Linked DNA regions of Homo sapiens: region 2 is linked to region 1. The links are chromatin contacts, found by Hi-C in ENCODE. All regions are on one chromosome and are shown on one strand. The core of a region is the stretch at or near the end of the contact, and the rest is flanking DNA. Distances in the headings are between cores, read along the strand shown. Region 1 overlaps PDE1C (phosphodiesterase 1C). Region 2 holds the start of PPP1R17 (protein phosphatase 1 regulatory subunit 17).

What was found. Hi-C counts contacts between places; a loop is a spot of excess contacts on that map. Pooled maps may share reads with other maps.
Region 2: a pooled map shows a loop between it and region 1 (2.3-fold over the local background). The contact joins the promoter of PPP1R17 here to the enhancer-like site in region 1. A Hi-C loop is called at or near these places in 2 of 50 pooled maps.

The regions. Positions count from the first base shown.
Region 1 is chr7:31,808,027-31,813,377 of GRCh38, forward strand. It overlaps PDE1C (phosphodiesterase 1C), which reads right to left. Exons shown (of 18, transcript NM_001191057.4): 16 at 1,005-1,082. Among named protein-coding and RNA genes, the nearest start is that of PPP1R17, 120 kb to the left of the region's middle. RefSeq lists an enhancer at 3,834-3,933. Within about 2 kb of position 3,810, at least 4 of the 41 ENCODE cell types and tissues checked have a DNase peak (open chromatin) inside an H3K27ac peak, as active enhancers do.
Region 2 is chr7:31,682,521-31,688,778 of GRCh38, forward strand. It overlaps PPP1R17 (protein phosphatase 1 regulatory subunit 17), which reads left to right and starts at 4,695. Exons shown (of 5, transcript NM_006658.5): 1 at 4,695-4,786. It also overlaps a transcript of PDE1C not described here.

The DNA of each region.
Region 1 (5,351 bases), core at 2,560-5,059:
AACGGTTTTCATGCATGCAAGCAAAGACAGCATGTCATAACAGCTTAGGGCTGAAAGCTAAAGGGGCTGCTTCCTTTATAATAGATGTGCAAAGAATTACGTTCCAATTTATTCTTACTCTTCCACCTGGTTACCCAGCATTTGTTCTTCAAAGGTATTCTAACCAAATGATTCAAAGAAGAGTTTAGCATCAAATATGATGTCTCCAGGGAGGTATGATTTAGAGAGTCTGGGATTCTCTCAAAAACCACTCCGTGGAAACTTTAATTTTTAGCTTAATATGATGTCTGTGTATGAGGGGATAACTAGTAATGAACCTGTGTGATAGCTGAAACAATGAAGTTTATGTAAAAGGCCAGGGCAGGTGTTTCAATCTTATAGTTCAAAGTGTGAAGGGTAATATAATTTGAACTTTCAGGTTTTAGAAACAGTAAAATGTTGTTAATCTTGCGTTTTGCATTGTCATTGCCTTTAGGACTTGTTCTTGCTGGCAAAACTGTATTTTACAACCATATATGCTGCCTCCCAACATTAGCACTATAAAGACCCCTGTTTTTGTTTTTGTTTTAAACAAAAATAAGAACTAGTTCAAGGAAAAAAAACATGAAAACATAAAACATGGAACATTTCTTATTTATGCTGCATGATTCCCCATCAAAAAACTTATAAATACATTAGCAGTATATGATACTCCATTCTAGCTGTCTGATCAGCAAGTCTAAAATAAACTTTTTATGATGTTTAAGATGAAAAATGGCAAGTAGGAAAAGAAAGGGTATAGAAAACATTTGTGATGGAGAAAGTGGGGTGAAGGGGAAGAGATACAGCAATAATTTATAAATTATTGATAAAGGGATAATAGTACCCTTTAAATATAGTGAAGGGTTTTTTTCAGGATATAAGAATATATTCACAACCACTATTTCAATTTTGGGTATGATTCTAACAAGCTTACATTAAACTGCACATTTTATGGAAAAATGTAATGAGAATAATACTCTTACCATCTGTTTTCTTTGAATCATTTCCGATGTTAGAGTGATCCTTCTTGTCTGTCTTATTTTTACCATCTTTGAAGTCACCTGAAAGTAATAAACATGACAAACAGTATATGTATGCAGCTGAGGGGGTTGTTATAAACATCTTTAAGTCTGCCAAGTTTTGAAAAAGTGCAGCATAATTTTATAGTCATAAGAGTGTATGTGTCTGAGTGTAAATATCTTTTGTAATCACGTTAGGTCCTGGAAATTGGATTGTGATGCAGAAATTGAGGCTGAAAGTTCTTGTTAAACAGAGTTGTAGTTAAGTTATGTGCTTATCTTCTAAGAGAAGCAGTTAAGATTTACTGTTAAGCTGTGGAGTGAGGAGAAACCCGAGCTAACTGTAAGTTCTACCAATTAATAGCTATTTAACTTCTCTGTGCTTCAGTTTTCCTATCTGTAAAATGGGTATGTTAATACCTACCTTATAGGCATTTTGGATAAATTAGAAGGCATATCACTCAATACAGTTATTATTATTCTAAAACAGAGCTAGAAATGGTATTTTAATAAATGATCTTGTCAAAATGTAGTTTGTAAAAGTTGTAAAATGCTATTCTTAGAACACGTGTCAAAAATGTATTTAACCCACTTATGAGGGAATAGTAAGAGGATTCCAAGAGTACTGGAGCTGGGTATTGACAGGTATTTTAGAAACACGTGAAAATATATTTGCTAAGTTAGAGACAAAACTGGGTATATCCTACAGGGCAATAAAACCATAACGTTTGGGGTTATCTTCTCTCTCAGTCAAAAATCTATAAATTAGCATATAACTTCACAGTACCTAGGCTTGAATCAAATAGTAAGTAAAGTTAAACACAGTCATGTTCTTCAAGAGTAGCATTCAGCAAATTAAGGCCCCTGGGTCAATGGTGCCCACCATCGATTATGGCAAATACATTTTCTTGAAACATGGCCACACTTACTCATTTACCTATTGTCCTTGGCTGCTCTCATGCTGCAACAGCTGAGCTGAATAGTTGCAAAGAGACAGGCAAAGCCAGAAATATTTTCTCTCTGGTTCTTTACAGTATAACAGTGCTGCATCCCTATCTAAAATAATTTAATAATCCCTGGGCATGTGTGTTCAACAATATGCCAGTATTACATGAAAAGGTCAGGGGCCTCTTCACCCAGCCTTATTTTCAAGTGTTGGATATTTTCTTACCAGTCTTACTAATGGAAGCTTTCTTTTTAGCCTGCATAAAACCAAGAACACATTCTCACTCAAATACTGGTACTTATTGAAGCCAAAAGATCCCAATAATAATTGGAGTGAGCTGGGCCTCCAGGGAATGTGTATGAGGGACAGGATTTACTCTTGTTTACTTTATTTGTGCCAGGCAGTATGCTAAATGCTTTGCATGCATCATTTTATTAAATCTTCTAATAGCCCCATTATGAAGGGGCTACTATTATTGAAAGTAGACAACTTCATCAAAGATTCATTCACTAAATGTCCAATTTGTAAAATTTGCTGAATATCCCACTCACCAAATGATTGAGGATGTTTTCCAAATTTAAGTTTTTTTCTTGAGGTTCCTGCAGCCAGTTAGACAAACACAGGCCATTCCATCTATGTTAAGGGGTATGGACTGCCCACACATACATTTCATACCCCACCCTGAACTCACATCTGCCACAACCATGCACCTGGATCTCCCTCTTGGCATAACTGCCAAGCCCTCAACTATAGTATTTGCAACTTCTCTATGAAGTTCAAGTTTTAGATTTCAGACTTCTGTTTACTATTTCCATTTCTAAATGCCTTTGGCCTATGAATTTATAAAGAACTGATTATCTAAGCATGATTCAGGACTATTGGGGGCTGTAATATATTCTACAAACCACATACTTGCAATGGAATTTGACAAATACTAAGCTAAGCTAGAAGTCAATAAACTCTTCAGGTTCCCTCTCATTCTTAATTCTGAAATGGGATGGACCGTGATATGGTTTGGCTGTGTCCCCACCAAAATCTCATCTTTAATTTTACCTCCCATAATTCCCATGTGTTGTGGGAGGAACCCAGTGGAAGAGAATTGAATCATGGGGGCAGTTTCCCCCATACTGTTCTTGTGGTAATGAATAAGTCTCACGAGGTCTGGTGGCTTCATAAGGAAAAACCGCTTTTGCTTGGTTCTCATTCTTTCTTGCCACCACCATGTAAGATGTGCCTTTCACCTTCCACCATGATTGTGAAGCCTCCCCAGCCACGTGGAACTGTGAGTCCATTAAGCTTCTTTTCCTTTATAAATGACCCAGTCTTGGGTATGTCTTTATCAGCAGTGTGAAAACAGACTAATACACACTAGGTGGAAGAATTGAGGAGCAGGGGAGTCTACTCTGGCCAGGGTCCAAACAGGAGGATTTTAAGTGCAGGACATGGTCATCACCTCTTCCACCACCAAAAGAGAAGAAATCCTTCAGAGGTCCCACAAAACAGTCCAAATACTGGCTTTTCCCTATTTTAATGAAGCCAGAGATGGACTCAAGGATCTTGAGCACTGTAGTCAAACTAGTTCCTTCTAGTTCATTCTTCCCTCAATGAGCCCCCACACTCTTAATGCATGCTTTTTAAGCCCTCTAGGTTGCTCTGAACTGGAGCTTTACCCACAGCTACAGCAACACCAGGATGTCTTCTGGAAGTCGTGGAGATGGTTCCCTTTGCTGGTTGCTAACCAGCAGCCCATGATGGTTCCTGTTCTCAGCCAGGGATGGGGAGGCTGTGGGAGGAAGTCATCTCAACAGAGGGCAAAGATTAGAAGATCCTGTCACTGCCAGTGGGTGCCCAAACCTTGAAAACCCCTCCTTCACCAACAACCTTCAGCTCTAACTTGGAAGATATCCTGGGCACTCCACAAAGAAGGGGGCTGGGACAGTGACACATGCTTGTTTGATGATGTTGCCTGAGCAAAATCCATTAAGTAATTTCCCATGGGTTGTATCTGGAGTAATGGCTGACGTGAGCTGTTACTCAATAAACAAGGGGAAGTGAAAGAGACTTTCTGTGCAGTTATAAATCATTTTAATTAGGCTGCTGTAATATAGTCCCGAACCACCATTAGGCTTTCTTATTATTGCTCTAAACTGCTTTCTTTTCCCACCTCTCATTTACTGCTTACTTTTTAAGGGAAATGGTAGACTGTTGCTTATTTCAGGAAATAAGCACAGTTGTGAAATCAAGCCAGCCTTGTTGAAGACTCAGGTTCCTGTTTTGTTTCTTTCAGGCTTTCCCCTTAACCAACTTCAAAATGAATTATTATTTCCACATCTGCCCTCTCTGGGTCTTTGTTTCCCTATGGTAGAATTCATATCCTTCTTTGTGACTAGCTTATTTGCATTTATTGGTTTCTCCCACTGACTAGACCTGGGGTTGGCAAACTATGGCCCATGGGTCAAACCTGGCCCTACTGCCTGGTTTTTCATGACCCACAAACTAAGAATGGCTTTTACATTTTTAAATGGTTAAAAGAAGACAAATATTTTATGACATATGATATTATGTAGAATTCAAATTTTAATTTCTATAAATAAAGTTTTATTGGAAAACAGGATAACTCATTTGTTTGTATATTATCTGTGGCTGCTTTAAAATGGCAATGTTGAGTAGTTGCAATAGAGACCTTATGTTCTGCAAAGCCTAAAATATTTACTATCTTGTCCCTTATAGAAAAAGCATGCCAATCCCTGGAATAAGTATATTGTAAGCCTCTTATAAACAGCAGTTAAGTTTCCATATTTCTCTGATGGCCCCTCTCCCTGAAGGCACCAAACCACAGGGACAAGCTGTTTACCTAACAGAGCATTGAGACTCACACAGATCAGAGTTTAACCTGAGATCTCTACTTAATGGTTGCTTGACTTTACACAAGTGATTTCACTTCTCTGAGACTCAGTATTCCCACCCACAACATGGGAATGAGTTTTTCTACCTCATAGAATTGTTAGAACTTTTACATGATTTAATGTAGATAGAATCTCAAGTACAATGTCTGATACATGTTAAGCATTCAATAAAATGGTGGTATTATTGTTATTGCTTTTACTAAGGGCAAGACATTTCTAACCCACTCTGTTAAAAGAAAAAGCAGAGGGAAGAAACACACCTTGCCTTTCTCACCACCCCTTACATGTTCCTCTTTTGAGAGGAGTGATTATTTATCTGGGAGGTAGGGTTGAGCATGCACAGCCCGGCCCAGCCACCCACATCCCAGACTGCTTTGAGATATGTTTTCTGTAAGACACACACCTTTTCTGTCACTCTAGAAGCAGCCTGCCAGGGTGCTGGGGTGGGGGAAAAGTCCT
Region 2 (6,258 bases), core at 3,445-5,944, 120 kb before region 1:
GTGGAAATGAAAAATGGCCAGGCCGCTCTGAAAAACAGTTTGGCAGTTTCTTATAAAATTAAACATGCCACTACCATATGGGCCAGCAATTGCACTCTTGATTATTTGCCCTAGAGAAATTAAAACTTATGTGCACACCAAAAGAAGTACACAATTGTTCACAGTAGCTTCCTTTGCAATAGACGAAACTGCAGTCAGCTCAGATGTCTTTCAGCAGATGAATGGGTTAGATAAATTGCGGTACATCCATAACATGGAATATTTTTCAGCAATAAAAAGGAATGAACTATTGATACATGAAACCACCTGAATGAATCTCCACAGAATTATGCTAAGTGAAAAAACAATAACAATGGTTATATGTTATATATACTGTATGATTTAATTTATATAACATTCCCGAAATAATAAAATGATAGAGAGAGAGGACAGATTAGTGGTTGTCAGGGACCACTGTGGAGTCTGGGAGGGTAAAGGGAAGGGGCATGGCTGTAAAAGAGCAACAGGAGAGATCTCTGTGGTGTTGGAAATGTTTAGTATCTTGACTGGTGCTGGATACAAGAACTTACACAAATGATAAAATTGTATAGAACTCAATACACACAGACAGAGTTGGGGAAATCTGAAGATAGGTGGATTGTACCAATATCAATACTGTCTTTGAGATACTGTGATATTGTGCTGTAGTTTTACAAAATGTCACCATCAGGGGAAACTGTGCACAATATACAAGGGATCTATCTCTCTGTATTATTTCTTACAACTACATGTGAACTACAATTATCTCAATTAAAATGCCAATTAAAATAAAATAGGAAAAGACAACCATTCACCTTGCCTCTTATTTTAGTAGGTATTTATTGTTTAATGTGACAATTCATATCTGAAAGATTAAATATTTTCTATTTTTTTTCAGTGAAATGATAATAAATGACATCAGATTTTCTTATAGATTAAAGAGTTCCCTATTATCAGGACCTGACATGTGTTCAAAACTGCCCAGAGCAAAGACACAGTGCTCACTTACCAGGGGATATTGATCTGAGACAGCTCACTCTCCTCTCTAAGAGGCTGATGGAGACAACCAACGAGATCCAGCAAGATCTCTGGGATAAAACAGGCCTATGAATATTCAGTGCTCTCTCTTCCTCTCTCTTTCCCCCTCCCTGAATTGAGAAGGTGGAGCCTCATCACTCATCAGCACAGAAACTACCCCTAGATTGGCTATGAAAGGCAAATCTTTTAAGAGAACATTTTATAGATTATTGACTAAAATAAATTGTCTGGAAATGCTCAATCATTTTATAAATAATTCTTATTCATAAAGATGGGATATTTGTGATTAAAGTGAAATATATTCATTTAAAGCTAGTTACCATCAGGCATCCATCAGGAATGAAGGCACAAGTGAATTCAGCCATACATCAAAGGGCTCTTGGACTACAAATCATGCCATGGACACAACGGCTCCTTGCACTTATGCTGGGAGCGCTGTAGGCTGAGGGTCTATGACTTCAGCACTGCACATATGTGGTTGTTATTTAGAACTCTCCAAGGTATAGATTTACATTACCATCTGCCCTGTCAGTTGCTGTTTACATCTGCCTTAAAAGGGGGAGGGGCATAATCAATTAAAGAGTATGTACGAAGCCCTGGGAAAAATCAGCAACAGCAACAACAGCCCGAACTTGGGAGTAGTAGACATGTCTATTCAAAGGGGAAATCAGGGATTCATACTCTTCTGTCTTTGAAAATATTCCCTTTGAACTGTGGAAATTAAGTGACAAAAGGATTTGTTAAAATCTACAGGCTGGAATATGCTTAACACAATTAAGCTTCTCCAAAGAGCCTCAGAAAAATCTAAATTATATATTTTAAAATTCATTAATGATGAATTGGACTTTATAAAAATTTAAAAGCTATGCTTTGTGAAAGACTCCATGAAAAGATTAAAAATACAAACAGCAAACTGGGAGAAAGTATTTGCAACCCATATTTCTAATAAAGAACTAGTATCTGGAATATCTAGGATCCAGTTCAAAACTCAACAGTAATATAAAAAGTCCCATTAGAAGGTAGACAAGAGACATGAAGTAACATTTCACCAGAGAAACTACGCAGATGACAAATAAGCACATGAAAAAATGTTTAGCATAATTAGTCATGCACAGAATGCAAATTAAAACCATGACGAGATATTACTACTGAACCTACCTCTGAGAATGGCTTTTTAAAAATACTGGCAACACCAAATTCTGGTGAAGATACAGAGAAACTGGACCCTTCGTACATTGCTGGTGGGAATGGGAAATGCTACAGCCGCTTTGGTGTTATTGTAAAAGGAAACATGCAATTGTCAGTAATTACTCTTCTGGGCATTATCCCAGAGAAATTAAAAATTATGTTCACGCAAAAGCCTCTCTACATGAATGTTCATAGCAGCTTTATTTGTAATAGCCAAACATTGGTAACAATCCAGGTGTATATACAAGATGTCACACCAACTGTGGTCCATTCTATGGAATACTATTCAGCAATGACAAAGAACAAATTATTGACACACACAACAACCTGAATGGATCTCTAGGGAATAATGCTGAGTGAAAAAAAAAAAGCCAAACCCAAAAGGCTACCTACTGTATTATTCCATTATTAAAACATTCTTGAATTGACAAAATTATAGAAATGGAGAATAGATTCATGGTTGCCGAGTTTAAAAAGTGATTGGGAGCAGGAGGTTAGGAAGGAACGGAGGGGGGCATGGCTATATAACGGCAAGATAAGGGAGGCTTGTGGTGACAGAAATGTTCTGTATATATTCATGTAAATATCAACATACTGGTTTTGATATTGTAGGATAGTTTCATAAGATGTTACCATTGGATATAACTGCTTACGTATAGGAGATCTCCCTGTATTATCCCTCACAACGACATGTAGATCTATTACCTCAAAACAGTTTAATTCAAAAGAAGAATTCAAGGATTTCAGAAGGAAAGTATATCTTTTCCACTCAAGTGTGGACTGAAGATGCTGCTAACTCATTGGCCAACAAGGCTGTTGTTAAGAAGATAAAGTAAGGCAGGGTTTAATGCCTAGGTGATGGGTTGATAGGTCCAGCAAACCACCATGGCACACGTTTACCTATGTAACAAACCTGCACGTCCTGCACATGTGTCCCAGCACTGAAAATAAAATAAAATTTAAAAAATGAAGAAGATAAAGCAGGCAGTTTTGAACACAGACCTGCTTCTAGGCCCTGTCCCTCAACATCTAGGGCCTTCCCTTCCTAGACAAGAGCATCACCTTTCAGCAACCCTCATCTCTTCCCAGGAGGTCCCAATAAGGATCAACACAAAATGGAACAGGCAAAGAAGTCCATTCTCTGCTTATCTGTTACCATGGCAAAAGTCTAACCCTAGGAGTCAACCTCTTGGTGAGTTTACTATGGTTCTAGCCCTGTTATTTGGGATCCTGGCAAGTGGGAGGGAGGCACCAACAAACACATTGCCAGTGGCAAGCAGGCAGTTGAAACCAAGGGGTTGCCAGGGACCTGCTCTGCAGGGAACCTCAGGTAAGACTGGAAAAAATATGGATGTGTGGATGGTGCTCACGTATCTTCTGTGAGAACATATTTCTTGGGCATCACTGGGTGGTCCATTGGCTGCTATCAGGGGGTCTGGAGCCCTTCTAGTGGGTCCTGATACCTACCTGATCTCCCAGACTGGCCTTCCTGCTTTGGAGTCAAAACTGCTGCTCCTCCAAACCCCAGTGGGCTCTCCTCCAGTGAGCAGACCCAAAACATAGAACCTTCCTCTCCAAAAGACAGCATGTCTCCCGCCTCTCCCACCTTGCTTAAACATCCACTCTTGAGTGCCTACGTATTCCTAATATTGGTACATTTGGCTTTGTTCCTTTGAAGGAGGAAATTTTTTCTGGCCTGCACACTATAACCTATAGAGTTGGGGGCTGCTTTCTTTGCTATGTGCTGTTTGAAATGCTCTCTTTGCTGAGAGGTATTGCAAAGTGGTTACAAGCGTGGACCCTAGCATTTCATTACCCCATTCAAACCCTAGCTTCACCATGTGGGGAGACCTTGGTCAGATGATTTGGTAACTCTTGAGCCCCAGCTTCCTCATCAATAAAATGGGATGATGACTGTAGCTCATCTCACAAGGTTGGCCTGAGGGTTAAGTAAGTAGATATGTGTGAAGTCTCTAGAAGAGTGTCTGGCATTTTGGTAGCCTTACATAAATGTTAGCAGTAGCTACCCTTCTCTTCCTCCTCATGATAGTACTTTGAGAAGCAGCAATAGTGATTGAAAGTACTCTGGATTTAAACTTAAATAGCTTTGAGAGTCGAAATTAGCTGTGGCCTCTCTTGGGCATATCACTTAACTTCTTGTGCCTCAGTTTCCATATTTACAAAATCAGGCCAAAAAAAATCTATCGCATGGGAATTCAATGATGTAGCTGGTTTGTCTGAATTTCTCTGGTGTGCACACCGGAAACTCAAAGCACGACTCTATACTGTACTTTTGTAATGTACAATGATTGCCGTGGAGAGCAGCGATGGAGATGTTAGTCCTCTTTCCTTCTCCATCCCCCTTGCCCTGGTGCCTGTGAAACAGAGCATCCCCATGGCAACAGCAGCAGCTGGTCCCTAGATAAGAGGAGCTGGAGCCGGCCAGCAGCAGCCACTGCCGCAGAGGAGCCAGGCCCAGCCTCGGTGAGCACACACGCCCTCCCTGTCTCTCGCCTTCGCTTCCCTGCATCTGCGCTGATTGGTAAGTGCTTCAGATTTTTACTCCAAGAACTTTTGTGGTGAGAAAAGCAAGTTTCCAGTCAGTTACTGGGACAAAGAAGGCTGTAGCTGGTGGCACGGGGTTGTGCTTTATGGAGCAAGGCTAAGCTGGGGCCGAGTGGACAGCAGAAAAAGTTACCACTTTCAAGTCATTCTTCCAAGGGAGGGAATGGAGTTCTGTAAAAGACTGAACCCTCACAAACTCATTTGCAAAGTTTCAAGATGAAGTTGGTGTATCTGCATATTCACACAGGATAGAGAGGTTTATCTTCCAAGGCTGGGGAAAGTACAGAAAGTATGCTTCTCAAAACACATTCTCCATGCCCTACTTTAAGTCAGTCTCTCCTCCAGGAATACTGCCAATTTAGGTTTTCTAAATGAACAAATCTGATTTTAAAAGACGGTACTTTTTGACCTGAATTCAATCCTCTGGTTAAAAAGAGGTTTGACAATGAATATGTATTTTACATAGCCAGAGGGTGCATTAACGAGATACCACATAGGCTGTGGATACAACCTTCTACCCTTTTATTCCATCCAGTAAATCAAGACCTGATTACTTTGGGGGATATTCTTCAGAATACCGTATGGTAAGCTAAGTGTCAACTCGCTTCTGAGAATCAGTTCTATTATGTTCCCAAGATTTAGAAATGGGTTGGTTTTTGTCTTGAACTATTCTCATCTCATTACCAGCTTCAGAGAAGGCCAGAGATGGGATAAAGAGATAATTCTGATAGATCAATTTAGATAGACATATAATCACAAATGGAGGACTGAAAGATCCAAGAAGGTCCCTCACACTCACGAAAATATCAGTGTGTAGGACCTGGGCTCGGGACTCCATGCACATTCTATGGGTAATACTCTCAACAACCCTGGAGAAGAGCCACTATCTTCCCCCATTTAACAGATTTGAAAACTAAATTTTTGAGAGAACAGATAACTGTCCCAAGTTCACCCAGCTAGAGAGTGGTACAAGCAGCCAAACGTTGGCTTCTACCTTATATTGACTCACAGCATCCAATCTTAAAGTTGAGAGGAATTTTCTTCCCATAATTTAAACCGCATATTCTCACATCCAACTGAGAAAACCGCTCAATGATAAGAGAAAAGACAAAAAATCCAGACCAGCTTCTGACCACACACTGAACCAACTAATGTGTTTCAGCTCCGCTGGTGTGCCTGCCTTTCTGCAATATAGTGGGGTCCCTTTTCTGGCACCCAGTTCCTTCCCCCTTTCAGTTCCTGTTCTCAAAAGAGAAGGTGACCTTTGTCATTAACAATCCCTGTGTATTGTGACATCAATTTACATATTGCTGCTCTTAGTGGTATTTGCATTTACAAGTATCTCTCTGTAAAAAGAAAGGTTTTGTCCCTTGTGAAAAGGAAGGTAAGGATTAGTAAGAGGAAGTTACAAGAGTTTAAAATCTGAAATCCTGAAATCCTTTCTCAAAC